Regions from separate parts of the Homo sapiens genome. Here regions 1 and 3 are each linked to region 2. Evidence: chromatin contacts called from ENCODE Hi-C or POLR2A ChIA-PET data. All regions are on one chromosome and are shown on one strand. The core of a region is the stretch at or near the end of the contact, and the rest is flanking DNA. Distances in the headings are between cores, read along the strand shown.

Region 1 (3,191 bases), core at 229-2,728, 4.8 Mb before region 2:
CCACTCAAACGTTCTTCGTATCAGCAGTAAGTCTGTTTCACTTTCTTATCATTCATGTGTTCACTGGAGTAGCACTTTTAATTTCCTTCAAAAACTTCTCATTTGCATTCACAACTTGGCTGTTTGGTGCAAGGGGGCCTATCTCAGCTTTCAACATGCCTTCTGCACTAAGATGAATCATTTCTAGCTTTTGATTTAAAGTGAGAGATACGCAACTTTTCCTTTCACTTGAACACCTAGAAAACCATTGCAGAGTTCTTAATTGGCCTAATTTCAATATTATTGTGTTTAAGGGAACAGATAGGCCCCAGGAGAGGGAGAGAGATGGCAGAGTAGCCTGTCAGTGGGGCAGTCAGAACATACACATTTATTGATTGATTGCTGTCTTCTATGGGTGTGGTTTGTGGTGCCTCAAAACAATTACAACAGTGATTTCAACTTATCACTGATCATAGATCACCATAGCAGATTTATGGGAAGAAAAATGATAAACGCAATCATATTGGTAGTGTTCTAGTCCTAGGTTCGTTCATGCATGTTCATGTTATTGATAAGCACCATAACTTCAATTTCATATGTATAAAAATGCTCAAAAAAGTGTACATCCTCTTTTAGCACTGTAGTGAGTCAACATTCCCCAACAAAAACTGGATTTCCTGAAAAACAGGTTAAGGTAGGAGGTTGGGGGGGGGATGCTTTTCAGAATGGCAAAGGTCAACATGTATCATCTTCTGTAAGTAAAATGTATGTATAGGCATACCTTTCTTTCAGTTTAAGACAAGGGGGTGTAGTGGGGAATTATCGTGTAAAACTACACCAGTATCTTAAGCATGAAAATCAATTATATGCTTTTCTTTTGTTTGTTGGTCAAAGAAAAAGATTATAACTCAGAAAACTTTCTTGGAGATGCGTATGCTCAGTGTATCCAAACTTTAGGCATGTCAGGTACAATATTGATTTACAAAAAGTTCCTCTAATCAATCCTGAGCTAATAACTTACTGTGGAAAGAGTAATTGATCAGAGCCATCCCTCCAATTGGAGTCAACTTCCATGACTGTTCGGATTTCCTTTATTTTGGGGGCAGTTCATCCAAACTTCTATTAAACGGCAACTAGTTCACTTTTGAGAAGTGGTTTACAAGAAACAACAACAACAACAACAAAGCAGTTGCGGAGGAAAGAAAAGAGACAAAGTAAAAAAAACGGAAAAGAAATCTCCCAGGAGAAAGGGATGTGGAAGCTGAAAACACGGACAATTTCCACAGTAAGACTTCCAAAAGAATGTGCAAGATCCGAGCAAAACTTTCAAGGGCTCTTTTTCAGTGTAATGGTAGTGAGAAAGTTCAGCCTGGAAAGCCCAGGGCTTAAAACAACAACAACAAAAAACACAATATGCAGGATCGTTCGGCTTCAGCAGAACCCACCGCAAAGATGGCGGTGGGACGAAGCCCCTTCTCCCGCCGCCGAAGCCTCTCGCCTCACATTTCCCACAAACCCTTCGCGCCGCCTCGCTAGCCGAAACCTGCCCAGCCGGTGCCCGGCCACTGCGCACGCGCGGGACGACGTCACGTGCGCTCCCGGGGCTGGACGGAGCTGGCAGGAGGGGCCTTGCCAGCTTCCGCCGCCGCGTCGTTTCAGGACCCGGACGGCGGATTCGCGCTGCCTCCGCCGCCGCGGGGCAGCCGGGGGGCAGGGAGCCCAGCGAGGGGCGCGCGTGGGCGCGGCCATGGGACTGCGCCGGATCCGGTGACAGCAGGGAGCCAAGCGGCCCGGGCCCTGAGCGCGTCTTCTCCGGGGGGCCTCGCCCTCCTGCTCGCGGGGCCGGGGCTCCTGCTCCGGTTGCTGGCGCTGTTGCTGGCTGTGGCGGCGGCCAGGATCATGTCGGGTCGCCGCTGCGCCGGCGGGGGAGCGGCCTGCGCGAGCGCCGCGGCCGAGGCCGTGGAGCCGGCCGCCCGAGAGCTGTTCGAGGCGTGCCGCAACGGGGACGTGGAACGAGTCAAGAGGCTGGTGACGCCTGAGAAGGTGAACAGCCGCGACACGGCGGGCAGGAAATCCACCCCGCTGCACTTCGCCGCAGGTAACCGGGGCCAGCGTCCCCTCGCCTCGCTCCAGACCCCACCTGCGCAGCCGGGGCCCACAGGTCTGAAACCAGTGCTCCTCCGCCTCCCGACCTTTCTCCAGGACTCTGGTCCTGGTGATCTCGCTCTCTTCCAGTGGGGACTAAGGAGATTAGGGGTAGGGTGAGCGTGCCACACTCGCTGGAAGTTTTTTGTTTTGTCTTGGTTTGGTTTTTTTGCCAGGTGTTGGGGGTGGTTTGGGGTTTTGGCTTTGTTTTGTTTTACAGTATCAACAATACCTGTACCAACTTCCGGTCTTGTTACCCTAGAAGGCCTCTACACACAAGAAAGAGTAGGGGACGTAGTTGATAGACCTTATGATTTAAAAGGTCAGTTACCTCCAAAATTTTTCGTTCTTGCAAGTTCCATTTGGGTTAAGGTCTTGAAGGACTTTGTAAAATACAAGGATGTAATTTAGGAGGAGTAGCTTAATAGGACGTTGACACATTAGCGTTAATTGGTTTATCAGAATAGCCAATCATTACCAAGTTTCTGGAGTGACTAGAACGGGAAATAGGCAAGTTTGGGAGAACTGAAACCTGACTTAGGCTGGGTGCGGGAAGCCTTAGACACACACACATACAAGTTGGGCGGAAAGTGGTAGTATAAGAGAAAAGATAGTGCAAGTACTTTAGCTTGAATCTAGAATTTAAGTTGGGACTAACCTTGCTTCATTCTGAAATTTAGATCGTTTGAATTACATTATTTTAATATTTATTAGGTTCACTTTATGATTTAAGCATATTAAATTTAGTCGAAAAATTTAAAAGAGCCATAGATGGGATATTCAGCTTATTCCCATAAAGCATGCATGCTGTTCACTTGTAGGAAAGATGATGACTGTTTCTAACTTCAGGTGAGTCATGCGTGATTGAAAATGGGAGTACCTCCTCTTACCTCTGACAATCCTGGTTTTTTGTTTTGTGTATTTCATGATTGTTTAAAACAATTTTTTGAAAAATCGGGGAATACCTTTTAAAGTACTCCTGTTCTTTTGGGGCTAGATTGATGAAGAGAAAAGGAGCAGTGAGAAATATTTCCTCTTTCACAGATATTACTTTTACACTTTCTACC
Region 2 (2,821 bases), core at 57-2,556:
CAGAAATGACATAAGACTCCCTCAGATCGTTCTGATTTAGTACAAACACAGTCTCTCATAGAAACTCCTATCATTAATGGTAAAGGTATAAAAAACAATTACTCGTCAAGCAAACTCTCAATTTACCTGACCTTCCTGCCTTGCTCAAGTCTACCACTCTGAAAACCACAGTTACAGCCCTAAGTGAAAGCCATTTGAAGAGTCGTTCACATGCACGTTTTGATGTGAGAATACCAATTAAACAAACTGCCAATCACCTTTAGGCCAAATGCAAAAGGGACTGTTTCTGGCCCTGACCTGAAGACTGGGAAACGTCAAGACCCTTTACTGTCAGAAGCTGCCTTAGTTAGAGACTATCGGGATGGGGGTCTCACTTAGGGGCTGGAAGGTGAGGAGAAAGTTACAAGAAAGGCCTAGGAATTGAACGCGTGTAGGTTGGGTGCACTTACAAGTAAGTATAAACTGCTCTTCAATTCAAGTTTATTAATGCTGCCCCACCCCAGGGTTTTAATCCGGTCTGGGCAGAAGCGGGCGATAAAAGCCAAAGGAGACCATAAAGTGTAGGATATTTCCTGGTTAGTGGCTGCCGGGTAATCACGATGCATCCATCTTCCTCGGCGTCGCAGCCCTCAGTAGCCAGAAGGCAGTCTCCTTCCCTGGGGGGCAAAAGCCCCGAGCCCAGCCTGCCCGTTGCCCCGCTCCCGCGGTGGATGAACCTCAACCCTTCCCAGGCTCCTTCCTGGCCCCAGGGTCCCAGGAACCCCGAGACCCTGGGGTGCGGCGCCACTGAGGCCCAGACCGGGGGAAGGAGACCCTGTCACTCGGGAGCGGAGCCCTGTCCCGGGAGCGCACGGAAATGCCTCCTCCACGCTCCCAAGGTTCCTGCTCCGCCAGGCCCAACCGGAAGGAGTCCTCGGGCCGCAGTGGGGCACCACCGGGCCGCCGGGCACTCCAGGCTGCGTGGGGCCTGCCTCAGTGGGCAACTGGGGAGCTAGCCCGGGGCGGCCGCGCCGGCCGGGGCGCCTCACCGTGTGTTCGTGCTCGTCCGCCCGGGTCCGGGGCAGCAGCAGCAGCAGCAGCCACAGCGCGGCGGCCGCCGCCACGCCAAGAGCGCCAGGCAGCGGCCTCATCCTCCGCGCCCCTCCGGCCCGGAGCCGGCTCACCGACTCCTCCTCCCGCCGCCGCCTCCTCCGCCGCCGCCGCCTCCGCCGCGGCCGATTCGCATCCACGGGGCGCGGACAGACGCACGGGGCCCGGCCCAGCCGCTGCCTCCTCTGCCGCCGCCGTCGCCGTCACCGCCCGCTCCTGAGCCTCCCCCGCCCCCCGCGCCTCCTCAGCCTCTTCCTCTGACTCAGCCACGTCATCCGGCCACCCCGGCACGCGCCGGAAGTGCCTCGCGACGCGGGGCCGCCACCGCCGCCGGGCCGAGGGAGGGCCCGGCAACCGCCGCCTGCGCGCCGGCTGCCCCTCGGCTCCTGGGAGCCGCGGCGCTACGGGCCTGCCGAGCACTCGGGCGGGCGCCGAGCAGGCTGGGCCCCGGCGCAGTGGCCTAGCCTGGACCGCAAGGCCGAAGCCGCCTCCGGGCCGCGTCCCGGTGTTTCGGGTTGTGTAACCTTGGCCAAAATGCTTAAGCTTTTTTCCTGGCTGCCAAATGGGGCCGATCGTCTGACCTGCTGCCTCCGGAACTTGAGGGATCAGATCAAATAACCCTTTCCTGGCGCTCGTCTGCCGCTGTGAATGAATCACGGGCTCCTGTAATCACCGTTAGGAGAGATTGTTAAACTCGTACAGGGTTGGATGTTTTAAAGTTACTGAATATTTACTGGACCCCTACTGTTCAATCAAGACATGCTAAGTTAGCTTGCCATTCTTGTTCATTTATGTGTTTACTTAACTATTTCTGGGTCTCCTCTTCCCAGTCATAAATATCTCTTGGAGTGTAAGCTCCTCGGAGCAGAGATCCTGTTTCCGTATTTCCTGTACCTAGAACAGTGCCAGATCCGTAGTAGACACTGAAACAAAAAATCTTTAAAAAAAAAAAAATATACGAATGTGGCACCACCATTTACACAGGCCACTAAGCCAAAAATCTCGAACTTGTCAGATTGTCTCTTCTCAGCCATCAGCAGTCAACAAGTTCTAGCATTTGGTCTCTTAAAAGTGGTTCAAGAGTTTATTTTTCCTCTCCTTCCTCTGCCAGTACCAACCAGTCTTCCGTATCACTATGTATTGCAAGAGTCTCACAAGAAGATATCCATCACTGACTGATCTTCCTCCCGTTTAACATCCCCAACAGGTGCCAGGGTGATGTTTTTTTTATTCTAAAAAGAAACCAGATTATATCGCTCACTCCCTTGCTTAAAACAGTTCTTCAATGTTAGGTAAATAAATCATGGAGTCACCACGAGGGCGTTCATCTGCCAGGCACTATTCTGAACGATATTGGCTCATTAAATTCTCACAGAAACCCTATGCAGCAGGTACGGTGAAAATGTTCCTGTTACAGATGAGGTAACTGAAGCACAGAGAGCTTGAGTGGCTTGCTGAAACACCAGACCCACTCAGTCTGGCTCCATAATAGGTCTTTTTGCTGGTAATGATTTACCAACTATACAGCCACTTTAAAAAAAGGAAATAGGTAAGTACTGGCATGGAATGATAACCAAGAGGTTCTGTTAAATTTTCAAGTTGAAGAAAATAAGAGTTTAACTTCATTTTATATGGCAATATGTTAGTCTGCCCATAGAAAACAATCTGAAAGATTATAACAAACTACTATCAGTGGTTAACTTTCTACTTTGTACATGCCTATAAATGTTTG
Region 3 (3,138 bases), core at 366-2,865, 3.0 Mb after region 2:
ACCAAAGGGAAGTAAAAGGGATCTACTTTGCCTTTCCCAAGTTGATTCTCTCCTCCTTTTGAATACATAACACTTTCCTGATTTGAAGAGAAAACATACATCAAAAAGCTGCCAGGTCACTGTTTGACTATTACCCTTCACATGTAAAGGAGGCATCGGTCTTTGTCATATCAACAGTCCCCTCTAGTTTACCTCTCCCTCAATTCAGTCCTCACCTTTAATGGCTGGCACCTTTACTAATGTACAAGAATAAGAACTGTAAAGAACAATAATCTGTTTCTTTCTTCACCCAGCTTTCTTCAGAAGGACCTGACTTCAGTACACATAAATCATCCTGCTTGGTTGTGAATGCAATTAGTTTTACTTTCACAAGAATCGTGTCCTCTTGTTGATCTCTTTCCATTTTCTTCATACTTACATCTACTTTCTAATACCGTCACACTTCCTTTCTAGGCAACTTCTCCCTTTTTGCCAACTTCAGGTGGCCAAAGAAATATGCTATCAGTTTCATCTCTCTTGTTTGGAGGCTGATGTGCTCCCTGAACATACAGTCCTAATCCCAGCTCAATTTTCATGTTCAGGAAATAGGTGGGGTATCATGCTTGCTTCACAGAGAAACTGAAACCTATTCCTGAATACGATCTTTCCCACATTACTTCCAGTCTGGAATTCTGCATTCTCACTGCACAATGATTTCCAATCACTCATGTGTTAAGATTTAACATGTAAGTCCTTTATCTAGCTGAGAGATCCCAGATTCGGGTTCCTGCCCCGTCAGTAAGGGAAGATACAGCAAGGAGTTTGTAAAAGCACTAGCCCAGAAAACATCTCAAGCCGTTAGATCCATTTCAGGGTCTGGTTCACGCCAGTTGGCTTCACCTTAATCGAGTTAGTAGCACTTACCTGAGCTTCGGGATACCCCATCCCACCCTATTCCTGTTTAGTCCCAGGTGGGGTCCAGGGCTTTGGCTGACAGATTTTCGATCCTGAGTCCCGATTCAGATTTCACTGACGGTTAGAAATAGGTCCTGGTTCCTGACTGGGATCAACTCCCAGCTGGGACCTTGCTTGAATGGAGTGTCGGTTCGAATCATGTGGTAGTGGCAGGAGCCAGGAAGGAACCCATGTCGGCTCCGGCTCTCAGCCGGGATCCTGGCTCCGGACAAGACCCAGGGGTCGGGTCAGCCCCAGGTCGGGTTCGAAGCCGGGTGCAGGTCTCACCTTGACGCAGTCGATGGGGTACATCACGCAGTGCTCCAGGATCCCTGCCACGGCGCCTGCCACCATGTGCGTGGTGACAGTGGCTCCAGCCGGCAGCGCCTCGTAGTCCGGGCCGGAGTCCGGATCTTGTCGTACCGGGGGCCTGCAGGCCCCGGCCTCCCCGCCGCCGGCCCCCCGGCCCACGCCCCGCTGCAGCCACCCGTCCAGCAGCGCCGACTCCCCGGGGCTCCGCCCGGGCCCTGCCGCCGGCCCCCCCGCCACACCGCCAGCACCCCGCCCCTCCAACTCCATCCACCCGGGCCAGCTGCGGCGCCCACCCCCGCCGCCGCTGCCACCACTGCCGCCGCCGCCCCCCGGCCCCGTAGTGTCCGCCTCAGGCGCGGCCCAGAGAGCCCGGGGCCTCCGGCTCCCGCTTGGCCCCGCGGACACGCCCCCCAAGCAACCATTGGTGGAGACGCCAAGTTAGACCCACCCCTTTCCTTACGTACGAAAAATCAGCCGGTAGTATTAGCGAAGTCGCCTGTCATTCCTCCGCCCTGAGGCGTTGCTAGCGCCTACATCCCACCTTTTCCCCTTTGATCTTAGAAGCTTCTTGTTTATTGGTCACTGATTGGCCGACATGTGCGATCAACCCGCCTCTGACTTTTAGAAGGGCGGGAGAAACTTAAGGCTGAACTTTGATAGGCTCAACCACTCTTGATACTTTGACCGCGGCCATTGGCCCGCACCACGTCGGTCCCCGATTGGCTACAGAAAGAGCGACGCGCCCAGGGACTCTAGGGGCCGACTTCGGGCCCCTCACTAGCGCCTGCAGAGCTGCGGTCCCTGTGCGCGGGATCGCGTCGGGGGCGGGGCGGCGACAGGCCTTCAACGTCAAACTGCTGACGGGCGCCGTTACGACCCGCGCTCCCGTGCGCTCCTCAAATTCTGAGACGCGTGGCTGGAGAGCGGGCGGCCCTGGCCCCGGAGAGCCGTGTTCCCGCGGGATCTCGTCGCGGGCGTGAGGCGGGGCCGGCCTGGGCCGGTCATCCCTGGCTGGCGCGACCCGCAGCCTGTCCGGGAAGCCGTTGCGACATGCGGGCTGGGAACCGCCTCACCTCCAGGGGGGACCGCGGCGGCCCGCTAGACTCTGGTCGGGTCTGGAGTATTGGGCCCTCTGGCCGGACTCGGTGCTCCTCAGGCCCCAGCGCCCGGCACTGAGCCTCGCATCCACATTCGCAGAGTAAACCCAACAAGTGTTGAATGAATGAGGTTCCCCGGGCCCCGGCTGTCACTGGGCTCTGCGCCAGGCCAAGAGCCGAAGGCGGGGGAGGAAGATGTCGAAATGGGCGGGATGATTCACAGATGACGGCCGGTGGCGAGGCGGGGCTGGAGGCCGCATCCCAAAGGCAGCAGGGAAGTGCGGCGGCTGTGGGGAAGCTCGGACGCACGGCCTGGCCGAGTCTGAAGCATCAGTATTTTGTCCCTGAGCCGGCGCGCTGATGGGTCCCCCGCCTGGCGATGAGGGCTTCTCCCTCCCTCGGGTCAGCCCGGGTCCTGAGAGGCAAGGCCAGCGATTCCCGGCCTTAGGACCTCCTGCTCTAGGGAGCACGGGCGTCTTCTTCCATTTGCCTTCCCCGAGCGTGTTGGCACAAGCTGCCCGCGGTTTCCAGCTCTGTCTTCTCTGTTTTACCCAGATGATGCAACTGTGGACTTCTCCATCTGTTCATAGGTTTTCCTTGGATAGGAAAGATGTTTTCCTTTTTTCTTTCTAAAGTTTAGCTCTTCTCTGGGCTTCCTTTTTAAAAACTTTTTCTACTCTCTTCAGCAGTTGTTATTAACCTTTAGGTCGCGACCGTTTGGAAAATAATAAAACTACGAATTCTCTTCTCCTACTTCCACCTCCCATCCCCTGTGTGCACTCAAAATTTTGCATAT

The links. A loop is a pair of places that touch in the nucleus more often than their neighbours do. ChIA-PET counts read pairs that join two places held with the same protein, here RNA polymerase II (POLR2A). Pooled maps may share reads with other maps.
Region 1: a loop to region 2 is called in a map of CD4-positive, alpha-beta T cell, with 12 times the contacts of the local background. The contact joins the promoter of TNKS2-DT here to the promoter of TM9SF3 in region 2. A Hi-C loop is called at or near these places in 1 of 168 maps with a recorded cell type or tissue (CD4-positive, alpha-beta T cell) and 8 of 50 pooled maps. POLR2A ChIA-PET finds 5 or more read pairs at or near these places in 1 of 52 experiments (T-cell).
Region 3: a map of naive thymus-derived CD4-positive, alpha-beta T cell shows a loop between it and region 2 (17-fold over the local background). The contact joins the promoter of SLC25A28 here to the promoter of TM9SF3 in region 2. A Hi-C loop is called at or near these places in 1 of 168 maps with a recorded cell type or tissue (naive thymus-derived CD4-positive, alpha-beta T cell), 1 of 37 single-sample maps with no recorded cell type and 10 of 50 pooled maps.

Annotation. Positions count from the first base shown.
Region 1 is chr10:91,796,813-91,800,003 of GRCh38, forward strand. It overlaps TNKS2-DT (TNKS2 divergent transcript), which reads right to left and starts at 1,479. Exons shown (of 2, transcript NR_108071.1): 1 at 1,425-1,479. TNKS2 (tankyrase 2) reads left to right here and starts at 1,614. Exons shown (of 27, transcript NM_025235.4): 1 at 1,614-2,077. The coding sequence starts at 1,879. RefSeq lists an enhancer at 1,323-1,492 and a silencer at 1,573-1,982.
Region 2 is chr10:96,585,706-96,588,526 of GRCh38, forward strand. TM9SF3 (transmembrane 9 superfamily member 3) reads right to left here and starts at 1,307. Exons shown (of 15, transcript NM_020123.4): 1 at 1,029-1,307. The coding sequence starts at 1,130. It overlaps LOC105378443 (a long non-coding RNA gene), which reads left to right and starts at 1,359. Exons shown (of 3, transcript XR_946220.4): 1 at 1,359-2,638. RefSeq lists a silencer at 967-1,536 and an enhancer at 2,415-2,474.
Region 3 is chr10:99,618,824-99,621,961 of GRCh38, forward strand. It overlaps SLC25A28 (solute carrier family 25 member 28), which reads right to left and starts at 1,616. Exons shown (of 4, transcript NM_031212.4): 1 at 1,222-1,616. The coding sequence starts at 1,512. SLC25A28-DT (SLC25A28 divergent transcript) reads left to right here and starts at 2,022. Exons shown (of 1, transcript NR_186534.1): 1 at 2,022-3,095. RefSeq lists enhancers at 842-1,424, 2,008-2,590, 2,591-3,138 and silencers at 1,307-1,466, 2,197-2,356.